Regions from separate parts of the Mus musculus genome. Here region 1 is linked to region 2. Evidence: chromatin loops called from intact Hi-C (ENCODE). Cell type or tissue: left cerebral cortex. All regions are shown on one strand. Links, peaks and the distances in the headings refer to the core of each region. The heading gives the core; the rest is flanking DNA. Region 1 overlaps 2900060N12Rik (RIKEN cDNA 2900060N12 gene). Region 2 has its middle 32 kb from the start of Rrm2.

Evidence for each region. A loop is a pair of places that touch in the nucleus more often than their neighbours do. Peaks named below come from ENCODE experiments on the same cell type or tissue, not always from the same donor. Only the 100,000 strongest peaks of a DNase experiment are listed, where the experiment ranks them.
Region 1: it touches region 2 in a loop (1.8-fold over the local background); 2 of 42 quality-filtered maps call a loop at or near these places.

What each region holds. Positions count from the first base shown.
Region 1 is chr12:24,819,201-24,829,714 of GRCm38, reverse strand. All of the region lies in intron 1 of 2900060N12Rik (RIKEN cDNA 2900060N12 gene), which reads left to right. Among named protein-coding and RNA genes, the nearest start is that of 2900060N12Rik, 6.9 kb to the left of the region's middle. In left cerebral cortex, for the core only: no CTCF peak of the experiment used is centred there; a DNase peak (open chromatin) is centred at 5,568.
Region 2 is chr12:24,735,093-24,745,606 of GRCm38, reverse strand. No RefSeq gene overlaps it. Among named protein-coding and RNA genes, the nearest start is that of Rrm2, 32 kb to the right of the region's middle. In left cerebral cortex, for the core only: a CTCF peak has its summit at 3,817 (motif pointing right); no DNase peak of the experiment used is centred there.

The sequences.
Region 1 (10,514 bases), core at 3,122-8,121, 83 kb before region 2:
CCTGTCATCCCCTGGCCTTATTGCTTGGTGGGACAATCAGGTCACTTTAGGGTGATGTCATGGGATGAACTGTCTGCTAGGCTCTGTGTTCCTGGAGTCAGTAATGCCTATGGAGGATTAGGACTAGGACTGGAGACAGTCGGACACTTTTTAGGAGGTCTGGAACGAGACGTTGTAAAAGTTGACAGTTTATTGTGCCTTCAGCCTTGAGTGGAGATGAAGTAATTGTTGCCCGTTTTTAGATATTCTCTGAATGATTAGCATCCTTTCCTGTAGCGTTAAGTAGGTTTCTGACCCCAAGTAAAGGAGCCAGATTTTAAAAATGAAGGCAGAGGTGCCAGGCTTTCCTCCTGCTTTTGGTTTCCTTGTGTCAGCCCAAGTGAGAGATAAGTACTTTTTAGCAGAAACTGTCTTTTAGGTGCCTGTTATAACTTTATGAAATTATTTATTTTAACATCTAGAATGGGAAAGATTTGAGCCATCTGAGAAATTTTATGTCAGAGTATAGGTCAAGTATCTTGGCCTATAATAATAGCTTAGATTTTAGAGTCAGGAGATCTTGGTTTTGGTTGGGGTTTTTTTGTTTGTTTGGTTGGTTGGTTGGTTGGTTTTTGTTTTGTTTTGTTTTCTGTCTTCACTACTTACTAGCCAATTTTGGAGCCTTTTTAACCTCACTTTCCTTATATAAGAAAAGAAGTAATAATATTGTGTACAAAAAGCTTACAACTGTGTTACATTGTAACATTTAGAAACAACCACATTAGTCAGAATTCTCCAGAAAAATAGACCAATCAGGATCTACAAAAAGATATAGAAGAAAGTATGTTATAAGGAACTGGCTTGAGATGATAAAGACATAGAAGCCTTATGCAAAGCAGTCAGGAGCGCACGTGGTATATAGGTCCAGTCCAAATCTAAAGGCCTAATGACCAGAAGAGCTGTTACTCCCTCAGAATCTGAACGACAGCTGCACCAGTGTTGACACAATTGTTGATATGGATGTCCCAGCTTAAACAGATTTTTCTTCCTCTACCTTTGAGGGTTTGTTTTGTTTTGTTTTGTTTTGTTTTCAGTTCAATCATGATACCACCCACACTGAAGAAAGCAATTTTCCTTACACAGTCTACCAATTCAAAAAATAATCTTTTCTATAAACATCCTTATAGACACATTCAGAAATACTATTTTACTATCTGTCCAGTCCTTCATCAACCCAGTGAAGTTGATGTATTAAATTAACCATTCAAGAAATTTAATGTAATTCTAAAAATGAAAAATGTTTCTCTCCTATGAAACTATTGCATCTGGATTTAACTGAGTTTCACTATATACATGTATTAAGACATCATGTGATATACTATAAATACAGATATTTTGTCAACTACACCTTAAATTTTAAAATACTCCATCTTTATGTCTTTAATAAGGAAGTAGATTGTTGAGTTAACATTTTGAGTTAAGAACCAGTGATGAGAATATAAAGTGGATAGAGGCCTCCCCACTAGTATCTGCTAATTTGACTAGGAGCCTTTAAATGAGAGAGAACTGAATGAATTATATGTAATTCTTCATTGTCCTGCCTCAGCTAGCCAACCTATGACAGCAATCCCCATGTCCCTAACTCTTAAAATCATTTATTGAGTGCTGTCTTACTGTGTTCAGGGAACTGTGTGGATGTTGTAAAATAAATAAATAAATGGTACTTATAATCAAAAGGCAAAATCATCATGTATATGAGACAGTAGAGTAATACAAAGTACCAGGTTAGGTCAGTTTTTAATGTTAAAACACACACACACACACACACACACACACACACACACACACACACACAATGTTCCTTCTAGAAGACACAGAAGCTTAGTTGGCAGACAAAGGACCTAAAATTTATTCCTAAATATTACAGCAAATAGCTGTGAATTTTAGAAGTTCACTTAAGTTCTTTTTCTGCCCTAAGCTTCCCATTGTTAAGGGTAAATAATGCTAACTGTCCTACTTTACAATAGTAAAGAGTGATTGTGAGCTTGGAATTAATAATAGACTGGATTTTTAAAGATATTACTATTATTTTAACTCTAAAAATAACTTCAAGTGGTAAAGAGGACTTAAAATAGAAATCACATCTTTAACTAGGGTTACTAACTTCAGCCAAAGCCGAAGTACCAAGCAGCGTTTTTTGGGTGACAAGTGACAGGGTAGCAGTGTTCCCTTGCCCTTGCCTCTGAAAATGGAAATGGCTATGATAATTAAAGATTGCTACAATAAAATGTTCCCTTCTCAACTTATTTTTAACTTTGAATAAACCATTCAGAAGAAATGAATAATCTGCCAAGCTGCTTTTGTTGTATAAAAATGGTATGTGTCATGAAAGTGGAGCTCTTGGGCAATTATTTTGCGTATTTTATACTCTATATATCCTGGAATCACTTCAAGATGAATGCCGTTAAACTACGTACATAATAAGGTTGGCTAACTGGATGGCACCCTTTAGCACTCACAGTAAGCTTAACCTGGGAACGTTAACCTCTAAGACCTAATATCCTGCAATTATGAAATAACAAAGGAAGACTGAACAAGAGATGTCCCATGCAGCAAAGGTCCTGGCTCTCCAGACTCTGCCGCTTTAGAGGCCGCCAACAGTCTCATTGCTTCCATATTGAACAAACTAGATGATTTCAGTGCTCCCTCCTCCTCTGTAACGGAATGAGTCCCAAGAATTTTGAGGGCTCTCTCTCTCTCTCTCTCTCTCTCTCTCCATCTCTATCTCTCCCTCCATCCCTCTGAATCTAATATTTAACCTAGGTTTATTTGGCTGAAAGATGCAACAAAACCATTTTTCTCAAGGGAATGGCAGAGCTTTTCAGGTGCTCCATGGGTTTCAGAGCTACTTGTAATTTTCTGTTCCCTAGTCAATCTTCTCTGAAATGTGTATTCTCCAGTGACCTATACAAATACCTATTTGAGATCTGTGTGTCTTAGGGAAAACATCTGTTTTCCTTTTATTTGTTTCTTGTTTTCTTTTTATTTTATGTGTATGGGGGGCTTGTCTGTTCATCAGTTGTGTGCCTGATGAGGCCAGAAGAGAACATTGAATCCCTCTGAACTGAAATTACAGTTGTAAGCCACCATGTGAGCGCTAGGAGTTGAACCCAGATCCTGGAAGAGTTGCTAGTGTTCTTAACCACTGAATCATCTCTCCTGCTCCTGGGCTGTTTCATTTTTATATGAATGAGTTAAATCTCCTTTAAGATAATGCCTCGGTCTGGACATAGTGACTGTAACCCCAGCGCTTGGGAGGCTGCTGCAGAATTGTTACCAGTTAGCAGCCACCCTGAGCTACAAAGTGAGTTCCAGGCCAACTTGGGGTATGGTGTGAGACCTGTCTCAAAAATCAATCAATCAGTCAAATAATGCATTTATTGGTGTAAAGATGCAGATTCTAAGCCCTGACCTGTAGGTATTGAACAATTCTCTTCTGTGTCCACAAGTTTATATAATGATATTTACATTTAAATTACAAAACATCGTAACTTCAAAGCTTTAGAGTCACCTCAGGTTATCACCATCCATTACACCTGAAGCATTAATTGCATTAGTAAGAATGCCATACTTTTCTTAGTTCTGCCTGATGTTTCTGTTTATTTCTGCTTATTTGGATTTTAAGATATTCCCTTCCTGAAATGTATTGACATATCACTGCTGTGCTACACAGTCTGGACTGTCCACTAAGAGAGGGCTCCACTAATGCCCTCTCGTTGTTGCCAGATCTCTCATGTCTGTAATAACTAACCCTAAAAGCCTGCAGCTCTGAGCAGGTCTGACCTTCTGTAGGGGAACCTGTTGAATAGCACATCTTCCTATAGGTCCCTCCAACCCTTCTGTTGCTCACATTGGATTTGGGACTTGCAACACCAACACCAGTGAAGACACAGGAGCCATCTCTGCTGTGTAATCATAACGTCTGTGGTTACACACCTAACCCAGTTCCCTTGCCAAGGACCTGCTCTCCAGGATAGGTGGCTCTCCAGTACATGAGGCACCCGCTAAGGAATGAATGCCTTACAATCAGATAAGGCAGGGTTTCAGTTTCATCAAATTATCTTTTAATTTATTTTCCATCTGAAAGCATATATTTCTTCCTGTTTGGGTTTTTGTGTGTGAATTCTAATCTAGACCTAAAACACTATATATATATATATATATATATATATATCACAAGGCAGTGTTTAAAAAAAACACAAATACCACCCTTAAGAAACAAAAGAAGCACTGTGTTCCTGAGGACACTTAATCCCATGTTACTAATAAATAGGTAAGACGGTGCCACTTCCAAAGTAAACATAGGTCAGGTAAGAAATTAGAAATGTCAAGGGAGAAACTTTCACTCCAGTTTTCATTTGAAATACTGTCCTAATTTGTGGAGCTACTGGAGATAGGCTTATAGAGAGGCCCCACCAGGTGAAGGAGGTGAGAACTAGAACCAGATTGCCCTGAGTTTGAAATCTACTTATTTGATTTTGTGTAAACTGATTCTTTGGCTCTTAATGATTTCATTTCTAAAATGGGAACCCAATTTTTTATATACTTCAGATTAAGAGTTGCCAAATTTTCAACTCTGGGCAAATATTTCCATCACTAATGGTCATTGCTATAAAAGATGTGGTGGATCTTGCAGTCTCTGTCATGTTTATGGTGGTGCCATATGCCAGGAAAAGATATAAGCCAACAACACTTCAGTTACCCCACTTAAAATGGCAGGACGGAGGGGGGTCAGGGAGAAGGGTGTGACATCGATGACTTCAATTACCAAGAAGTTATTAAAAGACAATAAAGTCCTGGTCTACCTCACCTGAAAACACTAGCAAAATTTTACATTAAAGAAATAAATAGGATGACAGCTAGGTTTTATTTTTTCCTCTTATATGCTAAACATGCAGCAGTGTGTTTGATTATTTTTGGCTATCAGTATCTATTCTGAGTTTGTATAACCTACACAATAGGAAAAGGATTTTTAAAAAGGCAAGCAAAGAGTAATGGCTCAGGCCTGTAGTCCCAGCTCTGGGGAGGTAAAGGCAGGAGGACTACTGTAAGTTTGAAGACAGTGTGGTCTACACAGGTACAAGCCAGATTGAGCTACATAGTAAGACTCTGTCTCTAAAGTATAGGTAAATCAGCTGGGCATGGTGGCGCATGCCTTTAATCCCAGCACTCAGGAGGCAGAGACAGGTGGATCTCTGTGAGTTCAAGGACACCCAGGGTTACACAGTGAGACCTTGTCTCAGAGAAAAAAAATAAAAAAAGTAAATAGACAGTAAATTACATAAGAATCTCATAGGTAAGACCTAAGAAAATAAATATAATTTGGACTATCATTTTAAGACATAAATTACTATTTTGAAGATTTTGGAAATCTCAGGTACATTAGACACTGTCCTTTAATACAGTGTTTCTGTAAATACTGTCTCTAAATCTACAAAAAAAAATTTTAAGTTAGCATCCAGCCAGTAAACTAATGAAATGATCCTGTTATTCTAGGACAGGAGCCAGGAACTTGGTCTTATTGCATAAAGTGACTCATTCCTCATGTAAAATGTATTCAGCTACTGGTCCCTAGATAGTCCTCTGAGAGAGCACTTAAAATTGTTCCCTCTGGAGTTACTTAAGTGTCATCAAAAGATAAATTAGCAGACAAATAAAATAGACTCAAGTATGTCTGATAGAACCCAAGAAGGCAGTAATACATTAGGATTATCTCTTTCAGAGCGAGGCAGATTTCTGGAGAGAAATCAAAGCAGGACTAGAATGTCTAGGCTGTGGCTTTCCCATTTTTCATGGGTCATTCCCAAGCACTCACAGATACTTGGGGAGTTTGCTGGATGGACCTCGGTACCTGCAGAACACCTACTGCCCAGAAGCTTGTAAGTGGGTCCTTCCTGTGTCAGCAGCATACGACTGTTCAGAGGGGAGGGGTCATGGGGACATACCCTTTCATAGCATTTGCCAGAGCTAGAGCTAGAATTCTAAATTGAAACCAGTGTTCACTGAAAGTTTTGAAAGCATTTTCCTATAAATTCCAGTGCTGCCATTGATGCTTAGCTGGGCCCTGTAGCCTGTTTGGGAGGCCAAGGCAGGAAAAGCTTGAGTTCTAGGCTATCTTGGGCTATACAGTAAGACACAAGCCTCCCAAGGCAAAGGACTACTAAGCTATCATACCCCCACTGAGTGTACCTGCCTGCTGCCTCCAGTGTAGCAGCTGTAATGATGACCTCTGGCATCAAGTCTTTAAAGGGGACGTGTCAGTGGTTAACGCCACTACCTGCTCTTCCAGAGAACCAAGATTTGATCCTCAGCACCCACATGGTGCCTCACAAAACTCAGATGCCCATTTCTAGCCCCTTCAGGCACCACATGTACTTGGTGCATAAACGGGTGTGCAGGCAAAACACCCAAAACACAGAAATAAAAATAAAGCAATTAGCTGCTGTGTATACCAGTGGAGGTTCTTTCAATTCAATGCTGAGGAAACCAAGCTGATAACTGAAAACATCCGTTACTGCATGACGTCAGCTGCTGAGCTTAAGTAGCCAGAGAAGATGTGGTCAGCCTGCCAACCATCAGCTTGGTGATGTGGGACCCAGTGGTGGTTCTGGAGATCCTCTGTAGCTCCTCCCCCAGAGCCACACCCTGCTAAATCACACAGCCATGATAAGGATCTCTCTTTAGACTTTCAGGTTTTCCCAGTTTGGGTGATGGCCCCTCCACCCCTAGGCCTGCTCCACCAGTAGCTGCTAGGGTAGCTGCCATCCTCCTCCAGTTCCACCAGAAAGCAGCTTGCATAGTTCTTAGTTGTACCATGTTGGAACTCCTGACTTGTTATTTATTTCCTGTCTCCATTTCCCAGATCTTCTCAATAACATTCTCAATATCTTACAGCCTTCTCTTAATTTATAATTTTTCTTCAAAATTTCTCATCAAATGTTTTTAGATTTTATGTATATATATATATGTATATATATATACACACATATACATACATATATACATATATATACATGTGTGTATATATATATACATACATGTATATATCTATCATTGAAGATTTAATAGTATAAGTAAAATTTCGCACACTGGAGTTTATGAGAAATTATTTAATGAAACAAGCAAGTGATACAGATACTTAGAGCTACCTTAATGTATGTGGGGGAGCTACGCCCATCACCTAGCCCATTGCTTGCCACGCTCACATATTACCCAGATAAAACAATTACGAAATATAAGCATTAAGAATTATGAGGTCCACCTAAAGCTCCTGGCATTCACAGAATCGATGCCAATCTCATGGCAGCAACATTATTGCCACCAAATATTAAATATTCCCAAAGGCAGGAGTAATTGTTATAGCCTGCTAAGCAGGTTTTTCTGAAATAGTGGATTCCACTATAATTATAAGGACACTCTGTCATAACTGATGTTAAAATGCACATGGAACAAAGAATTCCAGATAAACATCACCCTGAGTCACATCTGTATATGTTAAAGACTCTCTTTGAACTGCACTTTAATAAAATTCAGTGCCTACTAAACAACTTTGTACACCATAAGTCATAATGCTACTTAATAGAATGTGAATTCATTTGTCAGAATTTTCTAAATATGCACATGGTAAACTTATAGGTTTTGGTTTTTTTGGTTTTGTTGTTGTTGTTGTTGTTTTGTTTTGTTGTTGTTGTTGGGTTTTTTTTGGTTTTTTCGGGGGGGTTGGGTTTTTTTTGTTTGTTTTGTTTTGATTTGGTTTTGGTTTTTTGAAACAGGGTTTCTCTGTATAGCCCTGGCTGTCCTGGAACTCACTTTGTAGACCAGGCTGGCCTCGAACTCAGAAATCCACCTGCCTCTGCCTCCCCAGTGTTGGGATTAAAGGCGTGCGCCACCACGTCCGGCTAAATTTATAGTTTTATATTTGTTGAGAATTTCAGATTACGCTATGATGGTGCCACCTGTAGTCTCAGGACTGAGACTGGAAGGTCATGAGCTACAGAGCAAGGCTGTAGTCAGTTTGTGTGTGGAGTGGGGGTTCCAGACACCATGTGTGTACATACGAAAGCCAGAAGGGGATGTTGGGTGTCTTCTATGGCTTTCTGCTTTTTTCCTTTAAAGCAGGGTCTCTTGCTGAACTGAAGCTTGCTGTCTGACTGGGCTGACTGACCAAGGAGCTCCTGGGATCTACTTGTCTCCATCCCCCATCCCCCATCTCCCCAGGGCTGGGGTAAAAGGCACCAAGTCTGGCTTTTATATGGGGGCTGGGGATTCAAACTCAAGTCCTAATGCTTATAGCACAAGCATTCTTATACATCCATATAGTTTAAAAGAAAAACAGAAACAAATACACATGTAGCACTGTAATTTAAAATATTTCACGTTACACATGAGCAACATTGAGATTTAAGTCTAAAACACGTTTACTATTTCCAAAGTTGTATCAAGATTTCTTTACAAAGATATAGCTTACTTAATGTCTGAGACAATTTATGTGAGTATTTCAAAGCCTACCCCTTTCAGATAGGATGTGAACATACAAGCATATTTCAAATAAAGGTACTTGTCAAATCGAGAATGTGAACATTTTTTCAGGCAAACAATTTAGTGAAGAAAAAAAGATCTTCACTTAAAATATACACAATATAAATCCTCCACATTTTCAAATTGAAATAAGTTCTAGTTTCTAAAGATGAAATGTGCTTTATTTAGAGTTGTTTACAAATTGACATATTGCAAATGTGCTAGAAACGTTAATACTATCTCTGAAAACTTGGGCAGTGGGTCATAATGTGGACCTGAGCTTGGCAAAGTGATTATTTCTTCAATTTAATGCTGTTTCTGTAGAATGTGAAATATTCAATCCCAGGGCCCCAAGCAGTGGAGACAAAGAACCGTTTGTCCTTTGACCTCTACACTTGTGCCATAGCACACACATGCTCACAAACAGATACACACACACAAATAAATATAATAAAAATTTTAGGAGAAGGGAAAATCTATTTTGTACCCTGGGCAGAGGTCTCATCTGATGAGCAAAGGGTATAATTGACTGCTTAGATATGAACCAGACATTCTCCCCTATTGGGAAAACCAAACATCAGAGATCTATTGAAGGAGTCTGGAGAGGTGAGTCAGCTATTGAGAGCACGGGCAGCTCTCCCAGAGGACCCAGGTTTGATTCATAGCATCCACATAGTAGCTAACAATTGTAACTCCAGCTCTAGGGTATTTGATGCCCCTCTTTTGGCCTTTGTGGGCACTTCACATGTGTGTCCCACAGACATACATGCAGCAGACTACACATACACATTTTTTAAATGTATATGGAACTAATTGGGGAAGAAATGGAGCAAAATGAATCATCACTACCTGTTAATGATGAAGTGGAACACGACTCTCTCCCATATTTAAATAGCTCAAGACAGCCTCACTGTCCCCTCAATAAAAGCAGAGTATCTATGCTAACAGAAAAGATTGTGGGAATGTACAGTCTGTAAAGTTCCTCCCCACCCCATGCGCCCACATTTACATTTCTACTGCACAGTGTAGGAGCTACAGCCAGAAAGCATAGTAATTAAACTTTCAGTCAGAATTCTGTTTCTAAACTCAATGTCCAGAACAATCTTCTCAACACTAGTTCAATAATTCTAGCAGCTTTAACACAAGCTAAATAATGAGAACAAGACCAGCAATGTACGTTTTGTTTGCTGTCTTGCCAATGCAAGTTGAAATACCCAAGAGAATGCACAAGTGCAGGGAGACAGGGGAGGGTGACTAGAGTCAAACTTGACACAGAACAAACTATGCAGAAGAATATTCCTCCCGGTATTATGATTCTTCTGACTCCATCTAGAGAATTAAGCAAATTGAATACAGCCCAAACAGTTATACAGAACTGGTTTTAGTTGACATTAGAAATTTTAGGAACACTGCTTTGGTCTTTAAAACATCCACAGGTGACAAAACCAAGATGAAACCACATTATCATATTTGGACAAGTTGTTGAGTTGGGGAATATTTTTAAATGTAATGAGTATTGGTTCTTATTCACTGATCTGTTTATTAAAACATGTTAAGTTAGGTTTCAACAGATATCAGGCCCTGTGCTAACCACCAAGAATATCAGAGAATAGCAAGACAGCATCCCTGCACTATCAAGAAGAGGGGATGTCTGTGTGAACAAAAGATCATGGGTGCATAACTGCAAAGCAGTCTTCCAAACCTTGCTAATGTTGTGACTCTCTAACACAGATCTTCAGCTTGTAGTGACCCCCTAGCCATAAACTTATTTTCATTGCTACTTTATAACTTTAATTTTGCTACTGTTATGAATCATAAATACCTGTGTTTTCTGATGGTCTTAGGTGACCCCCCATGAAAGGGTCATTAGACCCCCTCCCAAAGGAATCACAACCTACAAGTTGAGAACTGTAGCTATAGAGACTCTAAAGTACCCTGTGTGTCATGCACATCGCATA
Region 2 (10,514 bases), core at 1,808-6,807:
CCTCTCCCACCTGCTTCCTGTGTACAGGTATTCATCGTTTGTTTGTTTATGGCAATTCTCAGGGCTTTGTAATGCTAGGTGAGCATGCTACCACTGAGCAATAGCTTTATCCCCGTCTGCTTTGTATTTTATGACAAGGTCTCATCAAGTTACCCAGGCTCACCTTGAACTGACTCAGTAGCCCAGTCAGACCTGACTTAATGCTCTTGCCTCAAATGTGGTCTGTAGCTGAGTGTGGTGGCTATTCTTGGTTGTCAACTTGACTACATCTGGAATGTACTACAATCCAGAAATGGAGGGCACACCTGGGATCCAGATCTTGAAGCACAGTGGCCAGGAAAAGCTTGGGCACAGACAGGGTAGTACATACACGCCTTTAATCCCAGGAGACGGAGGCAAGCAGACCTCTGAGTTCAAGGCCAGCCTGGGACAGAACAAGTTCCAAATCCAGTCATGGTGGTGCCCACCTTTAATCTAGGCCACATCTGCTGGAGGCCTACATAAAGACATCGGAAGAAGGAAGACACACTCTTCTTTACCTGCTCGCACTCACTTGCCAGTACATCTGCTGAAACCCACTTCTTCAGGATTTCAGCTTATCCAGAAGACCAGCTGAAACAACTACCCTCGTGGGACAGAGCAACTACTAGATTCTTGGACTTCCCATGCACAGCTGCCCATTGTTGGGTTAATTGGGCTATAGACTGTAAGTCATAGCAATATATCCCCTTGGTATATAGAGACATTCTATAAGTTCTGTGACTCTAGAGAATCCTAACTAAGACAGTGGGATTGCAGTCCTTTGCCACCAGGTCTGGCTCCAGGGTACAGGTTCTCAGGCCAGATGGAATCAACTCCATGAGCCCCCATCTTGGCAGAAATCTCCAAATGACCAACAAGGGCAGGTGAGTAGGAGTTCTTGCAATCTTGACCTAGTCTTTACTTCCACTTGGCCACCATCTTTCTTTTTACAAACAAAGCCCTCAGTCAGGCTTTAATAGGCTAGAGATCCTGCAACCCTTGCCCAAGTCCTGAAGCAGCTCACTTGGTAGTCTGCTGCTGCCTCACTATCTATCCTGGCACATTGTCCCTGAGGTGTCATGGCACACAGATGGTGTCACGTGTCTGGAGTGCCTGAGCTCATATCCAGAGCATCTGAAAGACTGTCTAGGCTCCCTGCTGAGAGCCTCAAGCTTCTTGCTGCCTCTTAAGCACTCAGACTGTGCCCAGAGCCCACCCACCAGTGAAGTGGTGATTTAATCCCCTCCAAACTGAAGGCCAAGTTTGTGCCTCCAGGGAAAGCCTCAGTTCCTGACCCATGACATAGCTCAAACCCCAAAGGCCCCAAGCAAGCCTGCTGGGAAAAGCCACGCTCCAAACAACCACAGCTGAAGGGCCTTCAGAGGGTAGCTAATTAGGGTCTCTCCCTATCCACTCTAGGATGCAGTCACAAGCCAGTGGTCTAATATCCCAGTCTCCCGAGGACTCTGGGACTCAGTTACCTCCTTCACAGATGAGGTATGTTTCCCCTGATCTTTGTTAATATGAACTCTGTCTTGTTGGATCAGCACTAACTAACTGAAGGATCGGAGATGTGCAATGCTGTGTACTTAGCCCTGCTGGAAGAGTTAGAAGGATATGGTATGTGCCTGATGTTGCAGAGTCAAGGGGAGGAGACTGGAATAGCATAGTGACTGACTAGTTTCTGGATACCCACCTACCTCTCCCACCTCGTATCTCCTGAAAAAGGATTATAGACATGGACCACTATACCCAGCTTTTCACATGGCCGATGGGGGAGGGGACCAAACTTGGCTCCTCAAGCTTATGCAGCAGGCTCTACTACCTAAGCCCCTGAATTCTTTTTTTACTTGGCCTTGGCCAAAAGGCCAAGATGCAATATTCTTACCTTACTTTTAACACAAGGCAGGTAGCTATTTTGGTAGAGCCATGCTTGTAGTAGCAAAATAATAAAAAGTAAATCATGAGTCCATGATAGTGATTTTATCAGATTTGTGTTCCTGAGGCCCATCAGGATTTTTTTTTTTTTCTAAAGAAGCAGGGGATGAAAGTCTGACTTTACAGAATCAGACGCACTGGGGCAGAGGTGAGCTGTGAGGAGCCTGGATGTGGGGAGTCTCCATGTTCCTGGGTGCTCAGAACCACCTTACTCAGAGCCAGAGCAGCGGAAGCCCTGCCCCCACCACACCTTCCCACGCCAGAGCAGCTACAGAAACTGAGGCAGGGTGTGCACAGCAGGGCTAGGGTGGTGGCTACAATTCAACACACTTTATTGCATAAATAGCCCATCCCTAATTGGTACCTCTGAGTGGATATAACTTTCACTGCAGTGAAAGTTTGGTTTGGTTTTTTTTTTTTTTTCCAAGACAGTTTCTCTGTGTAGCCCTGCCTGTTCTGGAACTTGCTCTATAGATCAGGCCTTGAATTCAGAGATCCATCTGCCTCTGCTTCCCAAGTGCTGGTATTAAAGGTGTGTACCACCACCATTTGGCACACAATGAAGGTATTCTAAGACTAGGGTGGCTCTCACCAGGTCTTCAATGCATGTGAGATTCTAGAACATTCTCCCAGTATGAAATACAGGCCTTGGCTGTATTACTACTAGGTGGTACTCTGTCCTCTTGGTTGCCAGCACTGACCCTGATTGACCCTCCAGGGCTCACTCAGTCCTGTGGAGATGATGGCCTAGTCTCAGCTCAAGCCATGTTCCCTGAAAGCTCTGGGGTCTGACTGGCCTTGTTGAATGCCCACTCCCAGATATGCTCACATGAGAGCTCTCCAGCCTGAGCCTTCCTTCTCAGACCACACTGCCCAGGAGCATAGGAACATCAGGGCCTTCCCACACCCCTAGGAGCCAAGTCAGTGGCAGTCTGTACAGTAGCCAAGGATGGCCTAGTTGGGCTGATAGTGCACCTGAAGGCTTTTACTTTAATCCCAGTGGCACACAGTGGCCCAGAAGCCCCAGATCCCTTGGTGGCATAAACCAAAGCCTATCCCAGCTCCAGGTCAAAGGTGAAACACAACTCTAACCAGATATTGGCCAGGAAAGCAGGTATGCCCATGAACAGAAATAGACACAAAGGGTTAAAATTTATAGAATCCTGAGGGGGAAGGGAGAAATGTTGACAAGGTATCCAAGAGGGAAGCAGGAAGCTGAACTTTCTGTCAGGATGCAGCCACTTGGAGGTTAGGGCCAAAGAGCACTGTGACACACAGGGACCATGACTGAAGCTTCAAGGACAGGGACATCTCAGTGTTCCATGTGTACTCAGTGTGCACACATCCCCTCACCCCAAACTCACACGCCCTATCACACCAGTGTCTTGGGTATAGCCATAACCATGAAGAAAGGCTGCAGGCATTCACAGGAATTATGGGGGAGGGGAATACACCGTTTGAGACTGAGTTCTTGCCATTTCATTGGATGGGGACTGAAGCAGATACCTTGACCTGCTGAAGGAAAATGAAGGAGGCCAGTGCCAGGCACAGTGTGACAGGTCTTGGGCCCAACAGCCTGAACTAGGACTATGACACTCAGGAGTTGGGTGCCTGGGGACAGATTCTTGATTTCTCTGTGCCTCAATGACTTTTTTTTTTTTAAAGATGTATTTGTTTATTTTATGTATATGAGTACACTGTAGCTGTATAGATGGTTGTAAGCCTTCATGTGGTTGTTGGGAATTGAATTTAGGACCTCTGCTCGTTCCAGTCGGCCCCCTTTTTCTCAGTCCCTGCTTGCTCCAGCCCAAAGATTTATTTATTATTATAAATAAGCACACTGTAGCTCTCTTCTGTCGCCAGAAGAGGGCACCAGATCTCATTATGTATGGTTGTGAGCCACCATGTGGTTGCTGGGATTTAAACTCAGGACCTTTGGAAGAGCAGTCCGTGAGCCATCTCACCAGCCCCGTGCCTTGATGTCTTAATGCGTAAAAAAATGGTGTAATACTAACTAATCCTTAATACTAACAAGTCTATAATACTAGTTCTAACTAGTCCTTCTTCTTTTTTTTTTAAAGATATTTTCTTTATTTACATTTCAAATGTTATCCCCTTTCCTGGTTTCCCCCTCTGAAAACCCCCTATCCCATCCTCCCTCCCCCTGCTCACCAACCTACCCACTCCTTCTTCCTGGTCCTAGCATTCCCCTACACTGGGGCATCGAGCCTTCACAGGACCAAGGGCCTTTCTTCCCACTGATGTCCATCCTCTGCTACATATGCAGCTGGAGCCATGAGTCTCTCCATATGGACTCTTTAGTTGGTGGTTTAGTCCCTGGGAGCTCTGGGGGTACTGGTTGGTTCATATTGCTGTTCCTCCTATGGGGCTGCAAACCCTTTCAGGTCCTTCAGTCTTTTCTCTAGCTCCTCCATTGGGGACCCTGTGCTCAGTCCAATAGATGGCTGCAAGCATCCTCCTCTATATTTGTCAGGCACTGGCAGAGCCTCTCAAAAGACAGCTATAGCAGGCTCATGTCAGCAAACACTTGATGGCATCCACAATAGTGTCTGGGTTTGGTGACTGTATGTAGGATGGATCCCCAGGTGGGGCAGTCTCTGGATGGCCTTTGCTTTGGTCTCTGCTCAGCACTTTATATCTTCTCCCATGGGTATTTTGTTCCCCCTTCTAAGAAGGACCGAAGTATCCACACTTTGGTCTTCTTTCTTCTTGAGCTTCAGGTGGACTGTGAATTGTATCTGGGGTATTCCAAGCTTCTGGGCTAATATCCACTTATCAGTGAGTACAAAACATGTGTGTTCTTTTGTGATTGAGTTACCTCCCTCAGGATGATATTTTCTAGTTCCATCCATTTGCCTAAGAATTTCATGAATTCATTGTTTTTAATAGCTGAGTAGTACTCCATTGTGTAAGTGTACCACATTTTCTGTATCCATTCCTCTATAAACTAAATGGGTATTTGTTTAAAATATTTAGAATCAGGAAAGAAGAGGTGGCTCAGCATTGAAGAGCACTGATTGCTCTGACAGACGACCTGGGTTCATTTCCCAGCATCCACATGGTGACTCACAACCATCCATAGTTCCATTTTCAAGGGATTCAGTACACCCTACTGACCTCCATAAGCACCAGGCACACACATCAAACACCCATACACATAAAGATTGTGTGTGTGTGTGTGTGTGTGTGTGTGTGTGTGTAAAATCATGAGTCATGTGTGGTAGTGGTGGTCCATGCCTATAATCCAAGCATTTAGGAGGCAGAGATGGAAGATGAGGAGATCAAGGCCATCCACAACTGCATAGGGAATTTGAATTCAAGCCCAACATGGGTTATGTAAGATCTGTTTGAAGAAAAGAAAAGACAAAAGATTTAGAACACTGCCTGTCAGGAGCAAGGATACCACAAGTTTGGTAATATTTCTTATCTTTGTGTCTTGCTTATCATGTGACCATGAGTACAAGCTAACCCTGCAGGCTTCTGTCTCTGCCTCCACACCCAGAACGGCCTGCAAGAGGAATACACACAGCTACAAGGGATCTGGATTGCAGTTCCTAGCCTGGCTGCCTTGGTTCCTCTCTTATCTACACCCAGAGCCACCTCAATCTCACCTTCCTCTCACATGCCCTGGCTGGTGTCTGTGCCACCTCCCTCCCTCACACTCAGCTCAACACCTGAAAGAGTCACGAGCATCCTGTAGGCCTGCCCACTCCCCTCCTGTGTGGTGTGCCCTGGGCCATCCTGGCTCAGCTCAGGGCCACCAACTGCAGCCTGGGCGTTTTGTCTGACCAATCTTGCTTCTGCTCAGTCTTTCCCTCTCTCCAGCATGGTCTTTCACATGCTCAGACTTGACCAAACGTATATAGAAAGCTTTCCCCCTGCCCTCCGCCCTCTGCCCTCCCCATTCCTCTTCCCTCCTCTTTTTCCACTTTAAGTATTTTCTATTCAGGGACTGGCAGTCTATTTTGACCTGCCCACCTGTTTCCATCTTCCTACAGAAATCTGAGCTCTCCAAGGTCTTTTTTCTCCGAAACCTGATAGAATTTCCTCAGTCCTACTGGGCCACCTGTCTGTCTGTACAGACCATTCTTCAGATAATTCTCAATTCCTGGTTCCCACTGCCTGTTGGTCCCTCGTGCCCCTTGCACATGCTCCTCCAGATCCTGTCCCTCATGCTCTGAACACCTTTGGTCCACCTTCTTTCTCTTTCTTTTTATTCGTTTTATGTATATGAGTACACTATTGCTGACTTCAGACACACCAGAAAGGGGCGCCGGATCCCATTACAGATGGTTGTGAGCCACCATGTGGTTTCTGGGAATTGAACTCAGGACCTCTGGAAGAGTAATCAGTGCTCTTAACCACTGAGCCATCTCTCCAGCCCCTGTGACATCACTGACTTCTCCGTTGAAATCGGTCCTTTTAGCTTTTCATCTTCCGGCTTGACTTCACCTCCATAAACAGGATGTTCTCTAGGCCTGCATTGTGCTCCTGCCACAAATCTCCAGAAGAAGTTGAGCATCTATATACGAGCTCTTGGTGGCCTCCTGTCCCCTCCCAGTCACCTTCCTCTGTTTCCAGAAGCACGAGATGGTATTTTCTACTTACTCCTGTCCCCAGCACACTCCATGCCCTATCTGAGTCCTGCCTATGTTGAGGCTCTGTCCCTCTGGGTACTTCCTCTACAGTTGCTCACCCATCAACACACTGACATTGTGACTCATCCTGTAGGATTTAGCCAAGATGTTTCCTCCTCTGGGGCACCATTGATAGCTCCCCAGGTAGGCTGGATCCCCAACTCTGATCAATAGATGTTAGAGCTGCCTTTGTAGTTCAGTCGATACTAACTCAGAAGAGGGTTTTTCTTAAGTGTATTAGGAACTGCAAGTTGAGAGGTAGATTATAATAGCTCTGAATCCATGTTCTAAGGAAGGTGGGGAGGATGGGCACTCATATGGGAAGAAAAGAGCTATGTGGCTAGTAAAAGGTGAATGGACAAACGTGCTTGGGAGAGAAATGTTCATGGAACAAACTTTCAATAAAAAATTAGATTTATTTTTTTGTGTGTATATGGGTATTTTGTCTGCATATATGGATACCTGTATGTGTGTATCACCTAAATATGTGCTGTGTGTGTGTGTGTGTGTGTGTGTGTGTGTGTGTGTGTGTGTGTGTGTGTGACCTGTGCATATGTCTGGTGCCCTTTGACATCAGAAGAGGGCTTTGGATCCACTGAAGCTGCAGTCCCAGGCAGCTGTGAGCCACCATGCTGGTGATGGGAATCAAACTCCGGTTCTTGGCAAGAGTAGCAAGTGCTCTTGACTACTGAGCCATCCTTCCAGCCCCAGGAAATGGTTTCTTGATAAGCTTCACAGCCCCTGAGTACAACGAACCTGTTCAGTGTCCTGGTTGTTCCAGTGCCTGTGGCCAAAGGGTATAGGTGACTAAAGTTCACATTCTAGGTCATGCTGGAAATGCAGGTACACCCTGCTCTGCTCCAGTGGCCTCTGCCTGCATTGATCATAGTTCCTTTTAAAAAAAAAGATTTATTTATTTATTTATTTATTTATTTAATGTAGGTACACTGTAGCTGTCCTCAGACACCCTAGAAGAGGGCATCAGATCTCATTACGGATGGTTGTGAGCCACTATGTGGCTGCCGGGAATTGAACTCAGGACTTTTCAAAGAGCAGTCAGTGCTCTTAACTGCTGAGCATCTCTCCAGTCCTCATAGTTCCTTTTTATTTCCACATTACATCATCTTTCCATCTGTAGATTTGGTCAGGGGTCAAGCAGGGTCATCTCTATAGACTGGACGGCAACACAAAGCAGCACATCACTGGCCACTGACTGACTGACTGAATGAATGAATGAATGAATGAATGACTCTTTCAGTTCCGAGCTTGTGTGTCATTTACTGACTTTAAAAACTGAACAAGCACTGGGCAGTGGTGGCACACGCCTTTAGACCCAGCACTTGGGTGGCAGAGGCAGGCGGATTTCTGAGTTTGAGGCCAGCCTGGTCTACAGAGTGAGTTCCAGGACAGCCAGGACTATACAGAGAAACCCTATCTCGAAAAAGAAAAAGAAAAAATCTGAACAAATTTGAACTTCAAATGAATCAAGAGTGAAGCAAAAAAGGCTGAAAACTGTAAACCAGAATACAAACTTTGTGATCTTCAGAGCTGCTCCATCCTAAACTGGGTGTGGTGAGGATGCTGCCCTCCCTGGGCAGGGTGGCTCTCATTCCAGATGTGAAAACTATGCTTAAAACCAAGTTTACTGACTGACCTTCCCATACAACTCCAGAATGTAGATTTAAACATCAAAAGGAAGCCAACAGGGGCCTGGAGAAATGGCTCAGAGGTTGAGAGCAGTGGCTGCTCTTCCAGAGGTCCTGAGTTCAATTCCCAGCAACTACATGATGGCTCATACCCATCTATAATGAGATCTAGTGCCCTCCTCTGGCCTGCAGGCATACGTACAGGCAGAACACTACATAAATGATAAATAGATCTTCAAAAAGGAGAGAGGGCAGCCAACAGAATGGGGGAATAGCTCAGCACAGAACTACCCAAGACAGTTTAAAGTGGTAGAGTATCGTATTGCACAGGTCTAAATTCCCATCAGGGGTTTGCTTAGAGCAGTGGTTGCAGGCTGTGGGAGCCACTGAGTGGCCTAGAGAGTTTCAGCTTCAGTGATGTGTCAGTCACCCAGCCTATTGAATGACTTCCAAACCTGCCCCTGCACTTGTACACCAGCATAATTATACCTACCTCACAGGGTTCTCCTGAGGGCAAATTAGAGGGCCCATCACTACAGAGAGCATCCAAGCAATGTCCTCATCATCAGAGGGGACTGTACAAACATACTGAAAATGGTTACAATTTAAAAGTATTCCCACATACCTCCCATAGAGTCACCTGGGAAGAAGGGACCTCAACTGAAGAGCTAGCCAGATTAGATTAGCCTGTGTGTTCTTTTCTTAATTGCTAATTAATATAGGATGGCTCACACCCTTGTGGACAGTGACATCCCCAGGCTGGTAGGCCTGGGCTGGGTAAGAAAGCCACCCAATGGACCAGAATGGAGATAATACTTTGTAAAAGCTTTAATGTGTTTCTTACCTTCAATAAAGCGTACTGAACCCTCAGCTGAAGATACAGTGAAGTGCTTACTGGACCTGAATTCAATCCCCTGAACTCACATTAGGAGGAGGAAGAGGAGGAAGAAGAAGAGGAGGAGGAGGAAGAGGCTACAGCAGCAATGTGTCTCACACCTGTAATCCTAGCATGGAGGAAGCAATGACAGATCTCTGAGGCTTGAAGGCCAGCAAGACTAGCCTACTTGGTAAGTTATAGGCCAGTAAGAGACCCTGACAGAGGGAGGGAGGGAGGGAGGGGAGGGGAGGGAAAGAACAAGAGATGGAGAAAGAGCTGAGAAGGGAGAGAAGGAAGAAAGGAAGGAGAAAAGGAAGGGAAGGGAAGGGAAGGGAAGGGAAGGGAAGGGAAGGGAAGGGAAGGGAAGGGAAGGGAAGGGAAGGGAAGGGAAGGGTGGGGTGGAGCAAGGCTAGAAACCTCAAGAATGACATGACATCTGAGGTCTTTCTGAGAGTCACACATATGTGCACCTGCACAAGCACACACTTGAATACACAGACATACAAAAAAAGACTTGCTAAGACTCATCAAGTTAAAATATAGAGTCCCTTCAGACAGAAACCCAAGTCTGGGAGCTGGAGAGATGGCTCAGCATTTAAGAGCACTGGCTATTTTTCCAGAGGACCCAGGTTCGATTCCCAGCATTCACATCTGTCTGCAATTCCAGTTCCAGGAATTCTTAACACCCTCACAGACATATACACACAGGCAAAACACCAAAGCATGTAAAATAAAGGGAACATATATATGAAAAAACCATAAATGCATGTAAAATAAAGGGAATATATATGAGAAAATCATTAGTTCATGTCACCACGGAGAAGGACCACTTGTACATGAGACACACCATGAGGGAAAGCAGCCTGGCCTCCTTGCTCTCTGCTTTCCACCCACAGGTTGTCACTGAGAAAGTAGAGCCAGGCATTGGAATAGGCCACCAGGTATCGCTGTCACAAGAGCTACCACCTAGCAACTGCCACCTATCCACAGGCACATAGTGGTCATTATCTGATTGTCACAACAGTCCTACATAATCACTATCTTTATTCCAAAGATATGAGGGACAGGGCTCAGAGGGAGGGGTGACTTGGAAGGTTATGTTCCTCCTAGTGAGTGACAGTTGTACAGTTTGGATTGAATGTGTCTGACTCAACAGTGACTTCCCTTCCTGTTCTGCCAAGCGGTGTTTGAGCAATCTCAACCATCTGGCCAAATTAGGATCCTTCCTACCAGAAAGTGTCCATCATCCTGACACAAAGGATGCGCTATAAAAAGATGGGGCAGGTGTATCTTCTCAGTTCTGGGTGAGGTCCCTGGCAGCTGCAGCGGCTGCATAATTAATAGATGCAGAGGCAGGAGTTCCAGGCTGCTGCT